2 separate regions of the Mus musculus genome follow, and region 1 is linked to region 2. The links are chromatin contacts, found by Hi-C or POLR2A ChIA-PET in ENCODE. All regions are on one chromosome and are shown on one strand. Each heading gives the region's core, a stretch centred on a gene start or an enhancer-like site at or near the end of the contact. The rest is flanking DNA. Distances are from core to core; before and after follow the strand shown.

What was found. A loop is a pair of places that touch in the nucleus more often than their neighbours do. ChIA-PET counts read pairs that join two places held with the same protein, here RNA polymerase II (POLR2A).
Region 1: a loop to region 2 is called in a map of mouse embryonic stem cell, with 2.5 times the contacts of the local background. The contact joins the enhancer-like site here to the promoter of Stam2 in region 2. A Hi-C loop is called at or near these places in 1 of 37 maps with a recorded cell type or tissue (mouse embryonic stem cell). POLR2A ChIA-PET finds 5 or more read pairs at or near these places in 1 of 5 experiments (embryonic stem cell).

The regions. Positions count from the first base shown.
Region 1 is chr2:52,940,994-52,948,218 of GRCm38, forward strand. All of the region lies in intron 1 of Fmnl2 (formin-like 2), which reads left to right. Among named protein-coding and RNA genes, the nearest start is that of Gm52511, 64 kb to the right of the region's middle. Within about 2 kb of position 3,154, at least 1 of the 3 ENCODE cell types and tissues checked has a DNase peak (open chromatin) inside an H3K27ac peak, as active enhancers do.
Region 2 is chr2:52,736,886-52,743,598 of GRCm38, forward strand. It overlaps Stam2 (signal transducing adaptor molecule (SH3 domain and ITAM motif) 2), which reads right to left and starts at 5,264. Exons shown (of 14, transcript NM_019667.2): 1 at 5,176-5,264. The coding sequence starts at 5,215.

The sequences.
Region 1 (7,225 bases), core at 1,904-4,403, 200 kb after region 2:
CCCAGAAACCACATGGTGGCTCACAACCATCTGTAGTGGGATCCAGTGCCTTCTTTATATATGATCTTTAAAAAAGGAACGAAACCTAGAAGGAATTTGTAATAGCAGTCCTTTTAAGCACAACTGATACATCTGAGGAAATAAACCATCAGGCACACAGGCATGCCTCCTGCTTTGCCTTCCAGTCTCTGCCCTACCAGGTCCTTAGTGATAGCAAGCCTGGAGTTTTGAATTACAGCCCTCCGCTTACCTGTGCTAGGCAAGGATTGTATCCACCTGCTTTATTTCTCCTGCTTTGGCCAGGTGGTTGGGAACTAGAAATGATTGACAGCAGTCCCTAAAACAAGCACAAAGAGAACTGGCACTCTAGCCTCTCTCTCCTAAAAGGTACTGTGGAGAACTAGGGAGTCAGATGGCAGGAAGAGCAGAGAAAAGTTATATTCTTGGTTTTTATTTTTGTTGTTGTTGGTTTTTTTTGTTTGTTTTTTGGGTTTTTTTGCTTGTTTGTTTTTGTTTTTTTGAGACAGGGTTTCTGGAAATCCACCTGCCTCTGCCTCCCAAGTGCTGGGATTAAAGGCTTGCGCCACTACTGCCTGGCCGAAAAGTTACTTCTTGAAAGTTTCTCTTTCTATAATTGTTTTCTTAAAAAAAAAAAAAAAAGCAGCAACAAAATATCTTATATTGGAGACGAAGTTTCCAAACTTTCAAAATAACATGTGATGTGAAAGGGCTTCAAAAGGTACTGAGACTACTTCCTCTTCAAACTAGTTTCTTTCCCCAGTGTTATTAAAGTATCTCTTGAAGTTTAGCTTTTTGTTTGGAAATTTCCAGAATTTTCTGTGCAGGGTTCCTGTCGGCTATGTGGCCGATGCTTGGGTTACAGTTTGTGCAATCTCATCCACTTACTTCTCATAGATTCTGGTCCCATTTCCAGGGCAGACACCACTTTTGAAAGAAGACAAAATGAGATCACACCCAATGTGTTGCTTCATGCGCCTTACCCTTTTAACTTATGAATATATAAGGGAAACCGTTTCTTTTTCTGTCCTTTTCTTAAAAGGATCCTGGATGTTATTAAATTTCCCTTTTAAGAAGCAATAGTGATAACAGTCAATGAGAATATTCATGCTTCTCTTTAGAGCCAGCTTTGGTTAAATTTAGGGAGCGGTTTGCCATTGTAGTGACTAACATTGGCTATCAGCTTGCTACTCCTAGGCAGAGAGAACTTCACCTGAGGGATTGCTGCCATCAGATTGGCTTGTGGGGCCATTTTCTTGATTGCTAATTGCTGCGGGGGTGGGGGGAACAGCCCACTCTGGGTCGCACCATCTCTAGGCAAGTGGGTCTGGGCTGTGTAAGAAATGTCCCTGGATGTGAACCTGGGAACAAGATTCCATTGGTTTCTCAAGCTCCTGTCCTACCTTCTCTCAATAATGTACTGTAACCTGTAAGCGGAAAAGCCCTTCTCCTTCCCAAGTTGCTTTTGGCCATGGTGTTTATCACATCACAGAAGGCAAGCTAGAACACTAGTGGATCAAAGTCACTCCAAAAATGTTTTAAGTGATGGCTGTGTGTAGGATTCTATATGTTGTGTTGTGGAAGGCAATGGTGAACTAGTTGTGGCAGTGAAGAACAGACCAAGTAAGTAGGTCACATTGTATAATAAGTTATATATAAACTTACTATGGAAATAAAGGGCCCAGCTGTCCTAACATAGTGTGGGTTTAATTTGAAGTTTAGAGGATCACAGAGCTATGTCTAACTGCTTCTTTGTTGTTGTTTTTATTTTTCAAGACAGGGTTTCTCTGTATAGCCCTGGCTGTCCTGGAACTCACTTTGTAGACCAGGCTGGCCTCGAACTCAGAAATCTGCCTGCCTCTGCCTCCCAAGTGCTGGGATTAAAGGCGTGCGCCACCACTGCCCGGCTTGTCTAACTGCTTCTTAAGGTTCAGCAATAGTTTTCTTCTCCTTTTAGAAACATTTGGTTTCTTGTGTCGTATGTTTCTTGTCCCGGTGATTTCAAAGCTGTATTCTGGGAAAGGAGATGGCTCCTTGGGTAAAGAGCCTGAGCTTGCCTCTCTAATAACTACAGAAATGCTCAGCGTGCTGTTTGTAAGACTAGGGGAAATAACAGTCATTCGAAAGTCTATTTTTATTTTCTTTGTTACATGAAGGAAAAAGCAGTTGCCTTTCGGAACTGCTGTCTTAAATCATTCTCCTTGAATGTTAGTGTTTTTCTGGTTTCCTCAAGAAGTGGAGAAAATAACCCTTACTTTATAGGGCTTGTGGGCTGTTGTAGGGTTTGTCTGGGAAGATCGGTAAGCACTGTAGAGTTACTCTAGGATCCCTTACCGACCTAACCCAAAATGGAAAATGTGTTTTGTCTACCATCCTGCTGCATGCACACAGGTGACCCAATAGGCTTAGCTTTGGCCGGTGGAGAGTGATGACTATTCTTTGGACCATCGTATGAGATACATGTGCTCTATCCTAGCTGCTATGGCAGAGGAACTGCATGCTTTTTAATTCCTTAATTTTGAACCTCAGTGACTTCAACATTAAATACAACATTTCCTTTCCTTTCCTTTTTTTTTTATTCAAGGGTTCTAATTTTGTATTATTTATTATTGCATGAAACTAAGGATTAAATATGAGTGTCCTGAGTAATTTGAGAATGAGTCTCCTTCTCTGCTTTCTGTGTATTGATATGCATGTAACACTTTATGGACTGTGCTTTCTCCCTGTTGCTGGCATTTGGCTAACGTCCGTGTAAGAGGAAAAGGGAGCCCACATATTGAAAGTGCTCGCTCTTCGTGAACTGGGACTTTCTGAAATCTCAGATGACTCAGTTTTCATTCCCAGTTTGCTCTCACACTGCCTGCATCCACTGAGCATGTTAAAGCCTGACATCATGATGTAATCATTCTGATTTTGCAATATTTTAAAGTGGAGTGGAAGCATTGTGAGAATTACGGCAGCTTTCTTGATCAGATACACCCATCCTATCCTTCAGTATTGTTTTAAAGATACACCAGAACACACACACACACACACACACACACACACACACACACAAGAGAGAGAGAGAGAGAGAGAGAGAGAGAGAGAGATCAATCTGAGGGATTTGGCTGCCTCTTGTTCCTTTCCTGTCTCCTCCCTTTGTCTCCAGATGCTTCAGCAGATGGCTGTGTCAAAAGCTCTAAATTTGTACCTTGCATGACCTTTAGCCCAGAGGAAGGCAAGTTTCTTCTGAAGATAAACTTCCCAGCCATTGCTGGTGGACCTTTTGTCATATGTTATGGGTAAATTTAACTTTGTGGTCGTCCCTTCTGCAGATTAAATATCGAAGAGGGCTTCCAGTTTAGAGTGTAGCTTTCTTTGGGACTGTAACAAATTTTAAAGATGAGTGTTGTGAGCCGGGCGTGGTGGTGCACGCCTTTAATTTCAGCGCTCGGGAGGCAGAGGCAGGCAGATTTCTGAGTTCGAGGCCAACCTGGTCTACGAAGTGAGTTCCAGGACAGCTAGGGCTATACAGAGAAACCCTGTCTCAAAAAACAAAAACAAAAACAAAAACAAAAACAAAAACAAAAACAAAAAACAAAAAACAAAAAACAAAAAGAAGATGAGTGTCGTGACACTGGCTGTGTTCCACAATAGTGTTAGAGTTGAGTTCTAACAGCGTATGATACAGGAGAAACTGACAGGATCTCTTCGCTTCGATCTGGCCTTTAAAGGAGTTTTCAGGCTGCCTAGCAGACAAGGGCATGGGCTTCACAGTCAGGCAGCTTTGAGTTATGCCTCTGCTGTACTGTGCAAGGGCAGATCTTATCTAATCAGACCTGCTAGCATAGCATGAGGCCTGAGGAAGAGATCTTATACAGTCTATCACAGCCTGGTAATTTAAAAATTACTATTATTTCCTGTTCTTGGACGTTATTAATAGGTGCTCAACAAATGGCCAGTCATGTAGTCCTCTATCCTGAGAGCTCATTTTTAAATGTTTGTATCCAAGGACAGGACACTGGGACAAAGGGAGTATGCCATCAGACAGGGAATCAGAAAAAACAAAACCAAAAACCCTGCAGGAATAGTGTATCTTTATCATCTGCTGTCTAATTCATGGCTTTCTGAGCTGCTTGGATGTGTCTGGATCACAATACAGAGGATACCACTTGTCTTAAGGAAATGATTTATCCTTGTTTGTGGCAAGTCACTTTATAGAAGATGTCATATATACATATACACACACACACACATACACACACACACACATATATATACATATACACACATATATACATACATGCATGCATACATACATACTCAAACGCACAGGGTGAATACCTAAAGGTGGTTGGAGAAATAGATGTAACTCCTCTTCTGGAGGGTAGAAAATAAACCCACAGTGCCTTCTCTTCTTAGCACCAGGCTAAGTTTGAGAAAGAGAAGTCTCATTCCATCCTGTGACTTAAGCTCTTATGGCCGCATGCTGAAGGAAGTGAAGTCAGAGACAAACCATGGAGATGAGTGCTTCTGGTCTGAGCATGGCTGTGTGTGTGTGTGTGTGTGAGAGAGAGAGAGAGAGAGAGAGAGAGAGAGAGAGAGAGAGAGAGAGAGAGAGAGAGAGGAGAAGGAGGAGGAGGAGGAGGAGGAGGAGGAGAAAAGAAGAAAAGCAGTGGAGACAGTAACAGCCTGAGGGTCCTTGAAGACAACCTGGGTTGCCCACTAGCAGTGCTCAGGGTGAAAGGTGTAAGTCAGCATCTCACCCTCTCACTATTGTTGGCTTCTAGTCCTTCCCCTAGCCTGTCTCCCTTCTTATGAAGAATCAGTGTAGACATCGATATGAGGGAATTAGCCTGATGTAGTCTGGAGAAAATTTTAGGCCCACCCTACTTTCCGTTAGCTTTGAAAAATCTCCAGGGCAAGATCAGCAGTGTGCTCATCCTGACATGATAGAGGAAATGGGTCCTATTACTGTCACGAAAGGAGAAAGCTCATTTTGATTAGAAACAGAAGGACATTTATGAGGGGGCACTGGCGGATGAAGGACAAGCCCGGTTGTAGGGAATGTGATTGAAATTACACCATTGGGCTTTTTAGAGCCCCTTCAAGCTGTTGGAAGATAGCTAATTAGCACAGAAGCCATTTTCCAAAAACCACCCTGACCTAGAACAACAAAGAGATACCCAAGCTTCCTACAGTCTGAAATCTGTAGCCAGAAAGCAGGAAAAGGCCAGTGAATTTCCACAGGAGATCAGGCGAGCCTCTGATGTGCAAATGCCAGTGGGTGTGGGTGGACAGAGGCCCTAGGAGTGTGTAGGATCTGGTGGCCCTTTGAAGAGTGCATGTTTGGGGACTCATGTTTCTGGTTGCAGCCAAATCAGAATTTGAGATTTTAATCCTTTCGAACCAAGCTAGGTATATTATGAGAATTAGACATTTGATCCCATGGATTTCATCTGGTAATAGAAATTCTAGTACTTCCTCCGCTTTGGCATAATCCGGATCCTTGCTGGCCCTCGATTTTACTTTATTCTGAAACGTTTAGCTAGTACTGTGCTGACTGGGGCTTGCTGCATCTTCAGCATCTTTCCGCCGTCTGAAAACCCCAGGCAGAACAATGGAGTGCTTATTAACTGCGCCACCTCCTACCTGCCCCAGATGGCTTGGAGTTGGCTTTGAGGGATGAGTTTTGTTATTGGCTATCAAGGCAGACAGGCTGAGCCCCTTTAATTATTTATGCTGTTTTGGGTAGGAATAAGCTGCTTATTCAGAATCCTGGGCCTGGACTTGGGTGGGAATTCTTTGGTCAGCCCAGCTGCAGGCTTAGCGTTAATTTGATTCTAATCCCCAGGTCCGCCCCTCTGGGCACCTGAAGTCTTGTTTTTCACACCCACAAACACATGCTTAGTACCGCCCAACAGGTTTCTGCATTCAGCATCTGGAGGGTGTGCTTAAAGACGGGGCACGTTGGAACATTTGTCAACATCTTAAGTAGACAGATGAGAGCTACATCCTAGAAGGTGTCCTTATAGTATATACTGTGTCATGCCTCTGTGGCGCACTGGGGTCATGTGGTTAGAGTTCTTTACCCAGATGTCTGTATATAAGTATATACCCTCATGCTTTTCTTATACCCCTGTTTAAAGACAAGTGGGATAGACGTCAGAACAAGCTTTGGGGATTTAAGCTCTGCATACACCTTTAATAAAGATATGGACGCATTCCTCCAACTACAGTTTGGCGTCGCTTTCTGTTCTGTCATTTGTGCTTAGGACCTGTCACCATGCATGACATAAAACCTGAGTGTTGAGATTTCCCATATACTCAGTGGGATTCATACTGTATTTTGGTAGAACCGAGTGAGGCCAAATAAAATTGGCTAAAAATTCCCATTAAATGATGGTGCATTCTGCGTCAGTAAAAGAGAAAAGGAAATGAAGGGCCTCCTAGAGCATCAGGCTGAAACGTGGAGACTCTTAAGATTTTTATTGCGATTAAGGTAGGAATGAGAGAGACGGTGTCTTAGTTAGGGTTCCATTGCCGTGAAGGGGCACCATGACCATGGCAACTCTTATAATGAAAAACATTTAACTGGGGCTGGCTTTATCGTTTCAGAGGTTTAGTCATTATCATCATGGAGGGAAGCATGGCAACCCGCAGGTAGACATGGTCCTGGAGGAGCTGAGAGTTCAACATCTCGATCAGCAAGCAGCAGAAGAGAGGCTGTCTTCTGCAGGCAGCCAGGAGAAGATTTGATTCCACCCTGGTTAGAGCTTGAGTATAGGAGACCTTAAACCCTGTCCTCACAGTGACACACATCCTCCAACAAGGCCACACCTCCTAATAGTGCCACCCCCTCCCTGTGGGTCAGACATTAAACACATGAATTCAAACTAGCACAGTAGTGAGTTGGGTCATTAGGACTGAGAAAGAAAAGTATCTTAAACTTAGTCATGAATACCAAGTTGCTGTGGTGGCCTGGCATTTTGCTGCGTGAGACTTTATAGGAGCTGGAGGAACCCTGTTTCTGTCTTCTGGAAATACACCAGAGTGCTGCGTGGTGAGGAGGGGACTGTAGGGCTTTCTCTCACGCAGGAATAGGCATGCAGGGTGTGGATGTACGGACATCACCTCATTTACCAGAAGATCTAGTTTTTGCCCTCATGTCTCTCACTGAAGATGCGTCACTCAGCATTTCAACCTTTCCCCGCTCCCTTACCTC
Region 2 (6,713 bases), core at 4,014-6,513:
ATATGAATAACATATAAAAAGGCCTATGACGAACGATGCAGACAAAAAGTACTCTTATCAAGTTTGAAAAGACACAAAAACGTATATAGTATACTTCTATATTATATAAGATACACATTTACCAAAAGAACTTTCTTTTTGAAGAGTGTTTAACTCTGTGAGGGAAGAAGAGTGAAAAAGACAGCCGCTAAGAATATATCCAACGGTATCATGAATGTTCTCTTCTCTAAAAAGATCAAATGTGTCACGGCATTAGGAACTGGCAGGGTTGGCTGCTGCCAGGGATGGGAGTTCACGTTGTGTTTTATACACTATGCACAAAGCAGTTCACACTTTAAAGAAAACACCAAAGTTATTAATTAAACTTTCAAACTATCTGAAAGTATTAGCATTTCTGGAACCTTGCAAGCAAAACAAGGTATGGGAAAAAATTAATTACCAATAAATAAATAAATAAATAAATAAAGCCATGTTCATCCATAACCAAAACTTTTTTTTTTTTTTTTTTGGTTTTTTTCAAGACAGGGTTTCTCTGTATAGCCTTGGCTGTCCTGGAACTCACTCTGTAGACCAGGCTGGTCTCGAACTCAGAAATCCGCCTGCCTCTGCCTCCCAAGTGCTAGGATTAAAGGAGTGCACCACCATGCCCGGCAACCAAAACTTTTTAAAAATTAAAAATTACAATAACTATATGTTCAAGGACTAGGTCAGGTAAATGTTGTAAATTTGAATATACAAAATTCATTTGTATTACTGGAGTGCTTCTGTTTTTACATCGAGGACCCTTACAAATTTCTGTTGGAATATTGATTGAAAGCCCTAAGTTAGTTTTTGTCAAGGTCCTATATCAACAAAAGCAAAAAGAAGGCCATACACACATCAACCCGCCTCCTCAGTAGACACTTTCCTGGAGTAAACTCAGAATCTAGCTTCCTGGGGTTCAAACACACGTATCTTTAAGAATGGGTGGAGATGGCAAATGGTGGAGAAGGCAGACATTTATAGTTAGGCATTGTAGTGGCTATTTCTGGTTGTCAACTTGACAATATTGGGAATGAACTACAATCCGGAATTGGAAGGCTCACCAGTGACCCTTATCTTGAGGCTTGGAGATCCTTATCTGGATCTTGATTTGGAGATCTTGAGCCATAGTGGCTATGGATTCCAGAAGATTGAATCTCCGAGTTTAAGGAACACACCTTTAATCTGGGCCACACCTTTCATCTGGGATTAAAGGTGTGGTGGAACACACCTTCAATCTGGGCTGCACCTTCTGCTGGAGACAATATAAGGACATTGGAAGAAGGGAGTCTAGCTCTTGCTCCTTCGCCTGCTTGCTGTGTGAGACTGAGTAACTGCTAGATCCTTGGACTTCCATTCACAGCTGTGACTGAACAACTGTTGGGAATTGGGCTGCCGACTGTAAGTCATCAATAAATTCCTTTACTATCTAGAGACTATCCATAAGTTTTGTGACTCTAGAGAACCTTGACTAATACAGGCATGATGGCATACACCCCAGTACCCAGCATTCAGAAAGCTAAGGCAAGACCTCGAGTTCAAGGCCAGGCAAGGCTACATGAGAGTTCCAGGACAGACCAAGACGCATACTATGACTCTGTCTCAAGAATAAAATAAAACAATGGCCAGGGAGATGGTTCAGCAGAGTTGAAGCCAGTTGCCTCGGAAGCCTGAGGACCAGACGCAGCGGTACACAACCCAGCCCGCCTTTAGAAAACTGTCCCAGGAACTCAGCAGCTCACCGGCCGGCTAGGAGAGCACAGCAAGGTAGAAAGGAGACTCTGCCTCAACAAGGATGCCCTCCGCCACATGTTCCCTGTGGCACATGTACATCCAAACACGCAATAGAACGTCAACTTTTAAAATAACACAAACATTCAGCAATGAATGATAAATAGCCCAGAGCGCAGACTACTAGACAAAAAAAAAAGTGCCTGGCTTGAGCAAAGAGAAAAAAGTACAGCAACAAGCAGTGTGGGTTAGGGCATAAAACAGCCAAGCAATGACTGTGGACCAAAGGTAACAAGCCTGGTACTAAACCTAAGCAAATAGCACACACCCACCCTTGCTTACTCAAGCTGTCTTTAAAGTAAGATGTATGAAGTTCCTCTACCCCTGCATCTTTTCAGTATTTTCTCCCCTGTATTCACCCTTTCCCTTTCCTACTTGGCCAGACTTGGCTTTCTGTTGCAGGATTTTCATTTTTAATATTATGTTTCTGCAGACTTTTTCCAGCTTGACCTTGGTGATAATCACCTTGCTGGGTGGATGCTCACATGGACGCTTGTGCCACAGCCTTTTCTCCCATTCCATGGAGGAGATTCATGCTTCTTCCTGCACACCTGGACCACTCTGCAACCTGCCAACCTTTGTACTGTCCTCATATAACCTGAACTTCATCATCCCTTGTGCATAGGGTGGTGCGTAGAGCGAGCATTATCCTTCTGTCTCAGGGAAACACGAGCTTCCTCCGAGTGTGAGAAGGCGCAGTGAAGTGCCCTTCACATGCCTGTTGCGATCAGTCGGAAGCCACAAAGGGACTGAACATTTTCACAGCTGCCTCTCTGGGGATTGCTGCAAAAGAGAAGGGGGTCTACGTGCCACGCCAAAATCATCTCCTTTTAATACCAGCCACTCCATCTTCCCACCAAGTCCTCCATGTTTACTTTCTCTCCTTGGGAACCTCCTGTGTGTGCTCTATTGAACATAATGTAAGACCTGGCTGCTTCCTACTGAAGCAATGCTGCCAGGGAAGGAAAGAACAATGGCGACCTTTACCTTGGGAACTGGCTACCTAACACTATTGTTTGTCTTGCCATCATAGATGATCGATAACTTTAGGCAAAGGGGTAGGACAGATACCATCTTCCATATCCCCCATATCTACCAAGCTGCATTAATCACATTTTAGGTCAACCATCTACTGGAGCACGTGTCCTTTCTTGGACTTGAGTGTCTTGTGAGCAAGCACTCAGTATACGTATTAATTTTTGTCTCTGTAGCACACACTACAATGCCTGATCTACAGTGATCACCCATGCATTTCTGTTGGATGAAGAGTGAACACTGCTAACACACATAAACCACAGAAATAAAGATAATGCTACCCAAAAAAGTGGGCATGGAATATTGCTGTAAAATGCTCAATCAGTTAATGGCTTGTTTGCATTATTAACTTTTTCACACTAAGAGTCCTTAAGGTCTAAAAAACACAACATATAATTTCCTGATACTTGTTTCAGAGCAATCTGAGCTCCTTAGAATTTCGTTCCTTTTTTTTTTTTTTAGTTGCATTCGTCCAAGTGGCCTCAACCAATTTCACAGCCCATGAAATAACCGACATAGGTTTTTTTGTTTGTTTGTTTATTTGTGCCTGAAGATCAGCACCTAAGAGAACTACACTAAGCTCTGATGCAAAGATTTCAGAACGTACTGAGGAGACAGTATAGAAAAATAAACTGGGCAGAGCAACTCATAATATTGCTACCAAAAAAGTTTTCAATTTGAAAACAGCAGGCTCCTAGGAAATTTTTTCCCTGAAGAAAGAGTTTATAGGTTTTAAGCTGGGCATGGTAGCACACACCTTTAACCCCAACACTTGAGAGGCAAAGGCAGGCAGATCTCTGAATTCAAGACCAGCCTGATCTACTCCTGAGTTCGAGGCCAGTCTGGTCTACAGTGTGGATTCCAGAACAGCCAGGGCAGAGAAACCCTGTCTCAAAAAACCAAATAAATAAATAAATTAATTAATTAATTAATTAATTAAATTAAAAAATTAAAAAGTTCATAGGTTTTGTATTTTAAATAATCTGTCATGGGCTGGAGAGATGGCTCAGTTAAGAACATTCCCTGCTCTTCCCAGCACCCACACGGTGGCTCACAGCTGTCTGTAACTCCAGTGACAGGTGATCTGACACTGTCTTCTGGCCTCCTCGGGCACAGCACACAAGTGACAAATATAACATGTAGGCAAAACACCCACGCACACAAATAACAAACTAATAAAGAAAAAAAAAATAAAATAACCTCTTCTACTTGGCTTTTTCCACACATATTTCATTAGAGCAAAATCAAAGCGTTTAGAGTCACACTAAGAAGCACGGGTCTCAAAGAGGGTGGAGGCCCACCCAGACTTGGCATCCCGCAGTTCTCAATATTAAGACTGAGGTTTTAAGAAACTGAAGCCAGCCTAGACTATATAAAGACTCCACTCTGTCTCAAAACTCAATTAATTCAATAACAATTAAAAAGTGTAATGTGTCACATAGGTATTGTTACAAAAGAACAATTAATTATTCCTTAAACAGTGACTAAGCCTCACATGCTTCCTATATAATTAGTCACTCACATGATTTGAACGTGATTTTGAGAATTATAACAAGATGAAGCACTTTCTAGTCTTTTCTTAAATGAACAAAAATTTTAACTGAACAAACTGGTAGTAAAATGTGTAGCATTTTTGTTTGACTGGAAATTTCTAAATCCGAAAAGCTCGCTAGGAGCGTGTTAACTACTGCTACAAAAATAATGCTAGCCTGTGCTTTTACTGTTAATATTATGCTTAAGTTGTACCCATCCATCTTTTTTCTCATTTTGAAAGTCATGCGCTACCAGAGTAAAGTTTTGACTCCAACAAATATCGGTTGTTCTGGGCTATTTAAAGATTCTGGGAGTTTTCCTTCTCATCCTCCGCGCCTGGCTCTCGCAGCACCTTCAAAACAGTCAATAAATACGAAAACTGCAACCACCAGGGCTTAGATGTGTGCTTACGGGAGCGATGCGAATTAAACCTGGTAAGTCTTAGGTCTCTAGTTCAAGACTGCCCTCGGCAGCAAAAAGGGTGTCCAGTACTGCACTTTTTTTTTCCCAAAGGGACGGGTGTTAACGAGCTCGGGAGAAAGCAGGAAGTTTGTATCAGCAACTTAAGCCTCGTACGAACAAGGCTTTTCCCCCACTCCTGCTCTGGGTGACTGGAACAACCCTTCTCGGTATCCCAATCTCGGACAGGCAGGAGTCGGGCGAGCCAGAGACGCACCGAGGCTGCCCCCCGCCGTCGAGAGCGGCGCCGCCCCTTCGCTCTCCGCCGGGGTTTCCAGGCACCCAGGCCGCCGCCCACTTTCGCCTTGCACACAGCGCGCCGGGCACCGCACTCACCCACATCTTGCTCGAACGGGTTGGCAGTGAACAGAGGCATCACGCCGGCAACCCGAGCTGAATCCCGACGCTCTGGCGGGACTCCGACTGCCCCAGCTGGGCGACCCGCCGCGGCTTCCTAGACGGCTTGGCCCAGCGGTGCCTTCACTTCCGCCGCCGTGCCTGCCCTGCGCGCGCCTGCCTGTCCGGCGCCCGGCCGCCGCGGCTCCAGCCCCACCGGTGGGGCCGCACGACGCTTGGCTGAGCTCTAACACCCTGTAGTGGCCTCTCTGCTGTCCCAAAGACGTGGCAGCCCCCGATCCGACGCCTGATCAGACACGGCAGCCGCCACAGTCACCTTTCCGCAGTGAGGACCCGAGAGAGCCACGGGGCCCAGGGGAGGGGCTTCAGGGCCGGAAGTTGTGGTAGCTGGAGATGCCAGAGGCCGCCGAGCTTGCAGATCCTGAGTGGCGAGGCGGGGTGCGTGGCTCGGGAATGTCGTTTCCTTCGCCCCAGGTTGTGACAGCAGCTCTTCTCGAACCCGAGTACTTCCTGGGTACCAGGTCAGGTCTTGCTACTCGGACCCCGCGCCCGCATCGCGTCTGGTTGCTATGGAAACAGCTGTCGCCTTATGAGAGGCGCTGAGAATTGCCGCCTGGGTTGTAGATGCTCATGGGATCCCGCGGTTAACCAAGCCGAAATAGTCACCCTGGAAAGCGGCTGTGGAGAGACTCTTTGCTTCTCATTTCTCCTGCATGAAAACAGAGCTTGGACCATGGAATATAAAGACGAGTGAAGGGACTGGAGAGGTGGCTCAGCAATTAAGAGCGCTTGCTGCTGAGGTTTTCGTACCTTCGCGGAGGCAGGGGTTACAGCAGTCTGTAATGCCTAGTTCCTGGGAACCCGACACCCTCTTCTGGCTTCCGTAGGCATCTACACTCACCGTCCTATACCCACATGCAGACACGTAAAATTAAAAATCTAATGCCTGGCGTTGTGGCCCACGCCATTAATCCCAGCACGTGGTAGGCAGAGGTAGGCGGATCGCTGAGTCATGTTCAAAGATGAGTGAAGTGCACTCAAGCATTATAGTGCAAAAACATTTATAATGACTTAGTTATGTATAAGAGTCATAAATCCGGGTTCCCACCAGATCCAGCCAGGCATTTAAATAAGTATAAGTGTGCAAACACTCTTCCTGCAATACGTTGCCCTGTACGTCTTCACCCTGCTTCGTATCTGTTCATATCATTTATCACTCTCTATAGTACAGATAATTGTAGTATCCTTATTCATTAGACTATAAATTCCATGAGTTTTGTTCACAGTGTGAACGCAGGATCTAAAAAACAGTATCTGGTAAGAAAGTGCACGGTAAGTACTTTTAGAATGTGGCCATGGCTTTTGAATGGAAAAGCACACATCTAAAGCTGGCACCTTGAGCCGACGAAATCACTTGGCTGTAAAAGCCCTTCTAGCCCAAGCCTGAAGAGTGATGTTCAGCACCCAGAAGCCAAGGCAGAAGGAACCAACTCCAGAAAGGTGTCTTCTCCCCGCCA